2 separate regions of the Homo sapiens genome follow, and region 1 is linked to region 2. Evidence: read pairs that join two places in POLR2A ChIA-PET (ENCODE). Cell type or tissue: A673. All regions are shown on one strand. Each heading gives the region's core, and the rest is flanking DNA. Links, peaks and the distances in the headings are about the cores only. Region 1 overlaps GALNT2 (polypeptide N-acetylgalactosaminyltransferase 2). Region 2 has its middle 69 kb from the start of URB2.

Evidence for each region. ChIA-PET counts read pairs that join two places held together with the same protein. Peaks named below come from ENCODE experiments on the same cell type or tissue, not always from the same donor. Only the 100,000 strongest peaks of a DNase experiment are listed, where the experiment ranks them.
Region 1: POLR2A ChIA-PET joins it to region 2 with 6 read pairs; 1 of 35 experiments calls an interaction of 5 or more read pairs at or near these places.

Annotation. Positions count from the first base shown.
Region 1 is chr1:230,230,074-230,234,465 of GRCh38, forward strand. All of the region lies in intron 3 of GALNT2 (polypeptide N-acetylgalactosaminyltransferase 2), which reads left to right. Among named protein-coding and RNA genes, the nearest start is that of GALNT2, 170 kb to the left of the region's middle. In A673, for the core only: no CTCF peak of the experiment used is centred there; DNase peaks (open chromatin) are centred at 1,848, 2,448 and 3,028; H3K4me3 peaks cover 1,636 bases; H3K27ac peaks cover 2,761 bases.
Region 2 is chr1:229,692,636-229,697,027 of GRCh38, forward strand. No RefSeq gene overlaps it. Among named protein-coding and RNA genes, the nearest start is that of URB2, 69 kb to the left of the region's middle. RefSeq lists an enhancer at 2,277-2,778. In A673, for the core only: no CTCF peak of the experiment used is centred there; DNase peaks (open chromatin) are centred at 746, 1,066 and 1,866; H3K4me3 peaks cover 940 bases; H3K27ac peaks cover 2,327 bases.

The DNA of each region.
Region 1 (4,392 bases), core at 309-4,308, 540 kb after region 2:
ATATCTCTAAACTTTATGCGTGAAATATTTCACTCACATAAACACACAGTGATGTCAGTTGCTGCCAAGAGGCCACAGGAGGCTCATTGCCTTGGTAAATTTGTTGCAGTCTAAGACTTGCCCCTCAGCTTTGCAAACCCAGAAACTTTTTTTTTTTCTTAGTTTTTTGCCTGCAGATGAAAACTAGGTTTGTATCTCAGGGGCAGACTCAAACTCAATTTACAAATCGAATGTATCCAGACTGCCAGTATGATAATTTGTAAATACATAGCACAGTAATCAGGACCTTGGAAATACCACGACCTTGCATGATCCTCGTGTTGTTTGTCCTGGAGTTTTTCCACGGGAACCTGAGCCACAGCCCAAATGCCTGCTCATAGACACGCAGTTAGACGTAGCTGCTGTGGAGACCAGCATTTCGGAGCCCCATTGCCAGCAGATTTGCTCCTACACAGGACTCCAGTCCTAATCAGAACACACAACTCCCTTAGAGGGACTCCACTGGAAGTGCCTGCCTCCTTCAGGGAGGAACTGAGCATGCCCCTTAGCACTGGATACCCAGAAAGTGCCTGTGGAGGCTTGGCATTGTTTATAACTTTCCTTTTTTATTTTTGACAGTATCTATTCCCCATCTCTTCCGTGATAGAATCCTGTCTTTGTGTAGGCATAAACTAATGCTTACTTAATAATCAGTTAAGTTGTGTAGTATTTTCCTTACAAAATCCGAATTACAAGGGCAGTTCAGGGAGATGGTGCATATTCATCTAGGAGTTTTTCCTTCCCATGACCCTCTGTTTGGTCTTCGTGGCTATCTCATAAGAAGTGTGGTCTTACTGTTGGCCACATCCCCTCTCTGGGCCTTGTAGAGGTTCTTGAACTCTCCTTCTTAAAGAGAGTTTATTTAAATATGTTTCCTCATCTTCTCCCACCTTTGCATCTCCTGAGCCCTTCTTGCAGGCCTGGGAACCCTTGTCCCTTTAACTGACAGTGTATTCTCTACTTGGAGCCGCTGCTGCATGTGGACTTGGAAGATGTCTCAGAGCCTGTCTCATCGGCTGCCTCTCCAAGTTGCTAGAGAAAGCTCCACTCTGACCTCCCAGTCACCATTGACACACAGCTGCCAAATGCAAATTATAAGCCTGCATTCATTAAAGTGACCTTGACAGTTTTCAGAGTCCTTTTTCACACGTTTTTATTTGGTGTTCCCAATAATCAGGCAAGATCGTCAGGGCCATTTTCACAGATGAGGAGTGATGTTAGTTGTCACACATTACACAGTAACCAAGGTTACCAAGGGCCCTTTGCAAAAACACTAGGTCACCTGGGGTGAGGGTGGGGCATGGCCTGCCCAGGGTAGAGAAGGAAACCTATTTCTTTGTTCCTCCCAACACCGTGAAACAGCCTTCTGTGTTATTGGACAGAAGCTGGAGCTTCCCAGTCCAAAGAGCTTGCGTTTGGTTATTTCATCAATGTCTTGATCAAGCCCAGGTATAACGTCTGCCCTAAAGACAGAGTCATTCTTCTACCCTGAGAGACTCTCTATACAATGTGGTGGTTTAGATTCACCAGTTTTTTCCATTTCCAGCTAACCAAGAGTTCAGGTACTGAAAGCCATCTAATCTCAGAGAAATTTAAAGCTAAATAAAGGATTCTTAAAACAGATCTTTACATGTCCAGTTTTTAAAGCCTCCATTTTACCGAACAGGAAGTTTGCAGAATGATCACATTAGCACCAGAGCCTTGGACACTCAAGTGAACTTGAGCCCACAAAGTCAGCCCGAAACCCCGCCCACTCTTCTCAGAGTCACTGCTTCTAGCCTGCGTCGTCTGGTAGAACAAACCTTACTGCACACTGTTCCTGCCGCTGACTTCAAATAAACTGCAGTTTCTACTCGATTCCCAAAGAAAGCTCAAGTATGAAAGTGCCCCTGGCAGCCAGCTCCCCTGTTGAGTTACTATATTGGGTGTTCTTTCACTAGTTCTGGAGTAGTGAAGACTGGTTGGCAGGGATATGGCTCTTTAAATACAAAATTTATTCTTTTTCTTTTTAAAGACATGTTTCAAGCCGACCCCACCTTCTTGGCTCAATGTGAGGACTTATTATCTAAATTCATGTACATACACACACTCACTCTAACTCTGGGATGTAAAATATTTCTTAGTTTTTACTTTTTATCTCTCTTTGCCTTAAAAAATGGGATCCCTCTTAAGTTTCCTGAATGCCAGTTCTCAGCAAAAATGGATGCCTTATGAATATGTAGATGAATTTTAATAAAATGATACGAATGCAGCAGCTCTGCGTGTTCTGAAAAACGTTTCCAGAGCCCCGTGAGACTTTCAAATGCTCCTGGGAGATGAGGCTTCCTGCAGAGAAAAGGAAACCGAGAGAATAGGACATGATTGGATCGGTTCCGTTTACTATGATGTAGCATGAAAAAATGCTGCCTTATGTCTCTTTTTAAATTCTCCTATAGCTGCATAAGCTCATGTTCAGTAAGTCATTCAACCTAGGTCTGCTCGTCTCAGCAATTCCCGCTGTGTTAAGTGGGACCTAATTGCAGAGGATAGCTGCCTCCTAACGCGGAGTCCTTATTTCATTAGCATTACAGATTGGGTTCTTGGGAAGGACATTCTTTGGTAATTTGTTTACAGATGAAGTCTTGCAGATTCTCACTTCCTTAATCTAACAATCTGCTAATTCTTAAAATTGGAAAAAAGAAAGAAAAACCAGCCTGTCAGTCTACTTGTCAGGAAAGACTTAGATGTCAGGAGCTCTAATGAGGTGCGATATTAATTCCTGCCTGCTTTTTTCCCCCAGACAACCGTGAACAGTTTCCCCCCAAAAACTAGTATATTATGCAATTTCTCATGATTAATTAAAACAATAACTATAATAAAAGAAGCCCATTTTGTGATTCTGACCTAATTGCTTTTTAATTGCACTGCTTTTCATGTTTATTTTCAAAATTCACTTCTCTGAAGTAGTCACGAGGGAAAACGAGTGTCTGTTGAGCACTTTCTCTGAAGGTGCGGCCATTGCTGTGAAATTGCTGGTCATTGTTTGGCAGCTGCTAGACCATCCACTTTAGTTCTTAACTCCTTAAATGTTTTTAGCGATGGCTGAGTTCCAAATATATATATTTTTAATCTATCTCCTTCGTCCACTGATTTCCCATCTGAGATATTATCTCTAATTTTGGGGGCAGATAATTCATGGCTCTGGCAAACAATATTAAGAGCTACAGTGGGCTTATATTAGGGCCAGGCACAGTGGCTCACGCCTGTAATCCCAACACTTTGGGAGGCCAAGGCAGGCAGATCACGAGGTCAGGAGTTCGAGACCAGCCTGGCCAACATGGTGAAACCACGTCTCTACTAAAAATACAAAAATTAGCCAGGCATGGTGATGGGCACCTGTAGTCCCAGCTACTCGGGAGGCTGAGGCAGGAGAATCGCTTGAACCCGGGAGGCGGAGGTTGCAATGATCCGAGATTGTGCCTCTGCACTCCAGCCTGGGTGACAAGAGCAAGACTCCGTCTCAAAAGAAAAAAAAACCTACAGAATAATTTTTTTTTAATGTATTGGTCCCCTGGAAGGCATAAGAGTGAAGGGAATGTTTCCCTCCCCATCTGAAGGTTTGAATCTTTATGTCAGCTGAAATAAACTGACAATAGATTAATAAATTTGTTATTAATGTGCAAATGTGCACAGGAGCCACACAAAATATGAGACTCAAAGAAGGGCCAGATGGTTGAAGCTTAAATACTCTCTGCATAGGGGAGAGGCAAGTGAGGGATGTAGGCAATTTTAGAAGAGTAAATGATGTTTAGGGGAGATGATTAGGATGGAAATGCAGACAATAGCCGGGAACAAATTTCCTCCACAGGGTCTCGGGGAGGTGGCAACAAGTTATGGGAAGGCGAGGGGCAGAACTCTATTGTGAACAGAGGTTATTTTATCATGCAGATAAATCTCTCAGGTGACAGCCTTTAGAAGAATAATTGAAAGAATACGTGAAAAGGCTCTCCAAGAGTGGGGTCTTGGTGTGGGCTTTTAGTTTCTTCTGCTATATGAGTTAATCTCTGGTTAATGTAGATTCCAGAGAGGGGGTCCAAGACAATTGCACATCTTCTGGATGAACTTCCCTCAGTCAGATAAGAGAACTTGAGACAAAGTCCCTCCCTGTGCTTCTGAAGGGAAGTTGGAGGGGGTGGGGAGGAGAAGGTCAGAGAGAGACCTTGGTTCTGAGGCTTATTTCTGAGGTCTGTGAATCTCCTTCTTTCAAAGCACTCAGCATGCCAAAGCAATATAATTTGGGGTATCATTTTCGGAGCCCCAGCAAAGATTTTCTGCTGCTTCAATTCCGGTGCCAGTGTGTTTAACTGCTAGAGT
Region 2 (4,392 bases), core at 246-4,245:
AAGCAATTCTCATGTCTCAGCCTCCCAAGTAGCTGGGACTACAGGCATGCACCACCATGCCCAGCTAATTTTTAAATTTTTAGTAGAGACAGGGTTTCGCCATGTTGGCCAGGCTGGTCTTGAACTCCTGACCTCAGGTGATCCACCCACCTTGGCCTCCCAAAGTGCTGGGATTACAGGCGTGAGCCGCCACACCCAGCCTATTATTTATTATTCTAACCTGTGTTCCAACACACTTCAATGACCTGCTTGTTGAATGGCTTTCAGAAGGGAGGCTTTGCCTTTCTTCCTGGGATAGAGTCATCTGAGTTTGTCTTGGCTCAGTTCTAAGTGACTGGTCTCTTTACCTGTCATCCCCATTGCCAGCTTAGATCTAGGCAGCATCCCATGAGACTCAATCCTTCCTGGAATCAGATGAGTGGACAGTGGGGTGGGCCCTGCCAGCCCAGCCAAACAGTCAGATCCTCTCCCTGAGGATCTGGAATAGGGATGCTTCCAGTTCCGGGGACTGACTTGATTAGCTATAGGTTCCAAGTACAGTTATGTAGAGTCAAGTTTCATGGTGAGGCTTACTTAGACAAAGCAATAAGCAAACTGAAGTTGTGAAGGAGCAGAAACCCTGAACAGCAAGGGGAAGCCAGCCCATAGGGAGGATATGGGAGCAGGTGTACAGAGAGAAGCCAAGATGAGAGATGATGTGGCTTGAGAAACGGTTGCCATTCATTCTCTGGTTCCCTGGAGACCCAGCTGCACTTCCTACAGCTGGGTTCTGTTACATCGCTCTGTGTCTTGTACAATAAACCTTTTGCTTGAGCTGGCTTGCGTGGGTTTCTGATCCTTCAACAAAAACTTCCTGTGATTCTAGCAGTCCCAAATCGATTTCTCCCCAGATCTTTCAGCTGACATGATTTCTTCCCCTTTTGTTACCTAGTCTATGAGAATGAAGGAGATTCTGTCGGCATCAGTGATTTTCTTTTTCCAGCTATTGCAAAGGTATTTTACATTTGCTAGGGGTTAGAGGCAATGACTCGGTACTTTCTCCAACACAGGGGGAGCAGATTCATCGGTGAAGTCAATGATGGCCACTTACAAGCAGTTCCACATAAGCAGTGTATTGTAACACAGAAGTATTGAATAATTGAAAGCATAACCATACTAATAGGATCTTTGCCTGGCTACATGATAGCCATGAGAAATATCAGACCACGAGCCAGGGAGACAAGGTGCATAGTTCCAACCTTGCCTCTAATTGGCTGCGTGATTAAAGGCATCAGGGGCGTTCAGTGCACCTTGGGGTTTCAGCGGCCTCCTCCCCTTGCTCACAGGCTCAAATGAGACAAGGTATATGAAAGCAGTTTGAAAAGGTACAGAGTGCCTTACCCTGAGATATGTGAAGGACTATATTTAGTTACTGGGAGCTGGAAGGGCCTAATGTCTTTCCCACATGTCCTATCAAAGACACATGTGCAGGACAGCTGGTGAATACAGATCGGTGAAGTGCTGACCCTGGCTGTGCTTTGGAATCACAGTGGTGCTTTACAGACCCAGAGGGGCCGCCTTACCCAGTCTCTCTGAATCTGAAGCTTCTTGAGCAATGCTTGGCAGCCAGGGCTGAGAATCTCTTCTGCTGCCCTGTCTCCAAGTTAGGCGCCGAACTCTGGGAGTCAGCAGGCCTATGTTGGCTTCTGACGCTTGGATGTCCCGCCCAGCCCCTGGAGGTCAGAGCCCAGTGAAGAGACAGCAGGAGCCAGAGCCCCAAGCTGAGCACAGACACTTACTCATCCTCCCCCTCGCTGGCCACACTAATGGGAATAGTTGGGAGAGAAACTCTTCAGTGCTAACAGGCTGCAGCTGCTGTTGTGGCAGCAGCCAGGTGGTGAGTCGGCACAGTCGATGCCTGGCTTAATTTGCAGCAGGAAGCGGGGCTGGGGACAGTCTGCTTCCTCTGCCTCTCTTTGTCCCCAGCAGAGCCCTGCCTCCTGGTGAGCGGTGCAGCTGGGAGAGGTAATTGGATTTGATGAACATCTAGCTCTATGGAGACAGAACACTTTAGGTTTTCCCATGAAGGTCAAAGGCAGGCCAGATAGTTTTAAGATTTGACCTCTGGCATCTGAAAAGACAAATAATGGAATTTTTTTTTTTTTTTAGTGAGTTTGTGGTTGAAATTTTGGCTATTTCAAATGGGTAGGAGGGTACACAAAATGACTGAATTTAACCCCTGAGAATAAATTCTGGACTGATCTAGAATCTTCTGGAGAATGGCCTGGCCCTTCCCACCTCTCTAGCCTCATGTCTTACACCTCACGGATACACTGGCATCTTCCAGGCACGGGCCCACCCCACACTTCCACTTCTGGAAATGTGTTTTTTTCTCTGTATAGGTTGACTTTATCCTAACTACCCATTTTGCTGGGCCAACCCCTGTATATCCTTCCAAACTCAGTTTGAGACACTTTTCCAGGCAGGTGCTCTGCCTCCTCCCTGTGTGAATTTGCATCATAGAAGATCCTGTGTGCAGCTTGCTTGGATCCCTTCTGCCATGCACTGCTGCAGAGGGGGCAAATACTGAGCCGCTCCAAGTCACATTCTCTTTGCATCTAAGATGGGACTAGTAATACCCATCCCTTAATGATGTGGCAAGGATGAAGTTGACTCATTTGTACCCAGTGTTTAAAATGCCATCTGATAGTTAGTAAATGTTTGAATAATTGAAAGCATAACCATACTAATAGGATCTTTGCCTGGCTACATGATAGCCATGAGAAATATCAGACCACGAGCCAGGGAGACAAGGTGCATAGTTCCAATCAACAAGTGATTGCTACTGTTCCTCTTCTGGGATGACAGGTTTCCACATCTGCCTCCGGGGACTAGCTCAGGCCCTGCACTTAGTGTGGGTCCAGTAAGGGTCTGACAAGGACTACTTGAGGGAGAAAGAACCTGATAAGTTTCTTAAAATCATCAATAATTATAATCCGTTTTTTTGAGCTGATTGTCATTTCTGCCCAATTATTAGGCAGTGCTGTAATGTATGCAAACATAACATTTACATAATACTTTCTGTGTAAGTGGCATGTTCTAAGTAGAGTAACTTAATATAGTAACCCTATGAGCAAGTCTTATTAACTTTAATTTCATCATTTGCAGTTTGCAAATGAGGAGCAGCCTGGTTCCGGAACTGGTGGCTCTGATCGCTACACCACAGTGTAGTTGCTAGAAATGCAATGAAAGCTCATCCGAGTGAAAAAGGCCCAGCCAAGCTCAGGCCCCTGGAGGCCAGAATGGAGTGGGCTTTGGTCTTGGATGGGAAGCACGTCTGTCAGAGAAGGCAGCACAGTTCAGGAAAATACCCCTGGCCAACATTCTCAGATGAAGCCCCTCAAAACAAGCAGCTTAGGAAGCTCACAGGGCAGAGGAACAAGTGTGCGGGTGGACAGGGCTGGGCAGGGAGAACAGAGCCTTAGTGCCCTCCCCTGGAGGAGGCACAGAACCTCCCCACATGGTCCTCCCTTAGCCTCAGTCACCAGCTGAGAGAACAGCCTCTTAAAATTGCACCCTCTGCCTGCCTTTGTCTCCCATTTTGTGACCCTGAGAAGTCAGGCATCTCTCTCACAGTGTCAGTGTGGCTTTAGAAACGCTGTTTTGTGTCCTTGTTGTTGTGTGCACTTTTTGTGGACACCTATGCCCTGGAAGGTGCCCCAGTCGCATGTTGTATTAACTGCGTCTTTTTATTTTCTGTATTCTGATGCTTTGCTGTTTTAGGGCCTTGCTGTCTTGGCGGGAGTCCCCCCTCCCAGGGCTAATTACTAGAGAAAGTCAAGGGCTGGCCTGAGAGCGCACCTTTCATATGCAAACCAACCAATCTAGAATGCCTACCAGCGACACTTCCTCTATTGCACTTACACTCCTGACCAGGCCATGATTCCCTGCCCTCATCACCCCAGGGCCAGGTAGCAAACAACTAGGCACAGTCCCTATACCCCAGAGCTTGCTGAAATTACTCAGACAAGCCAATCCTCAACCCGCTTGCCCTGTTTTGCATGCTCTTTCCCTTGGAAACCACAATAGAGAGCCTTGCCCATGGTTTTCCCCTCTCCCTCTGTCTTCAACCAACTCTAGTGCTTGCCTGTGTGCCCCGTGTGGAGGAGTGAGTGCCTCCTCCTCTTGGTAATTGCAACAAGCCACCTTATCAATGGCAGTCTTCTGATCTGTTGGCATCATCAGACCTGAATAATGATAAAATCTACATTTCAAAACATATATGTATTGCCCTAGAATTGCGTTTGGGAAAAACTCAAACTGTTTCTGTCAGGCCTCTGAGCCCAAGCCAAGCCATCGCATCCCCTGTGACTTGCACGTATATATATGCCCAGATGGCCTGAAGTAACTGAA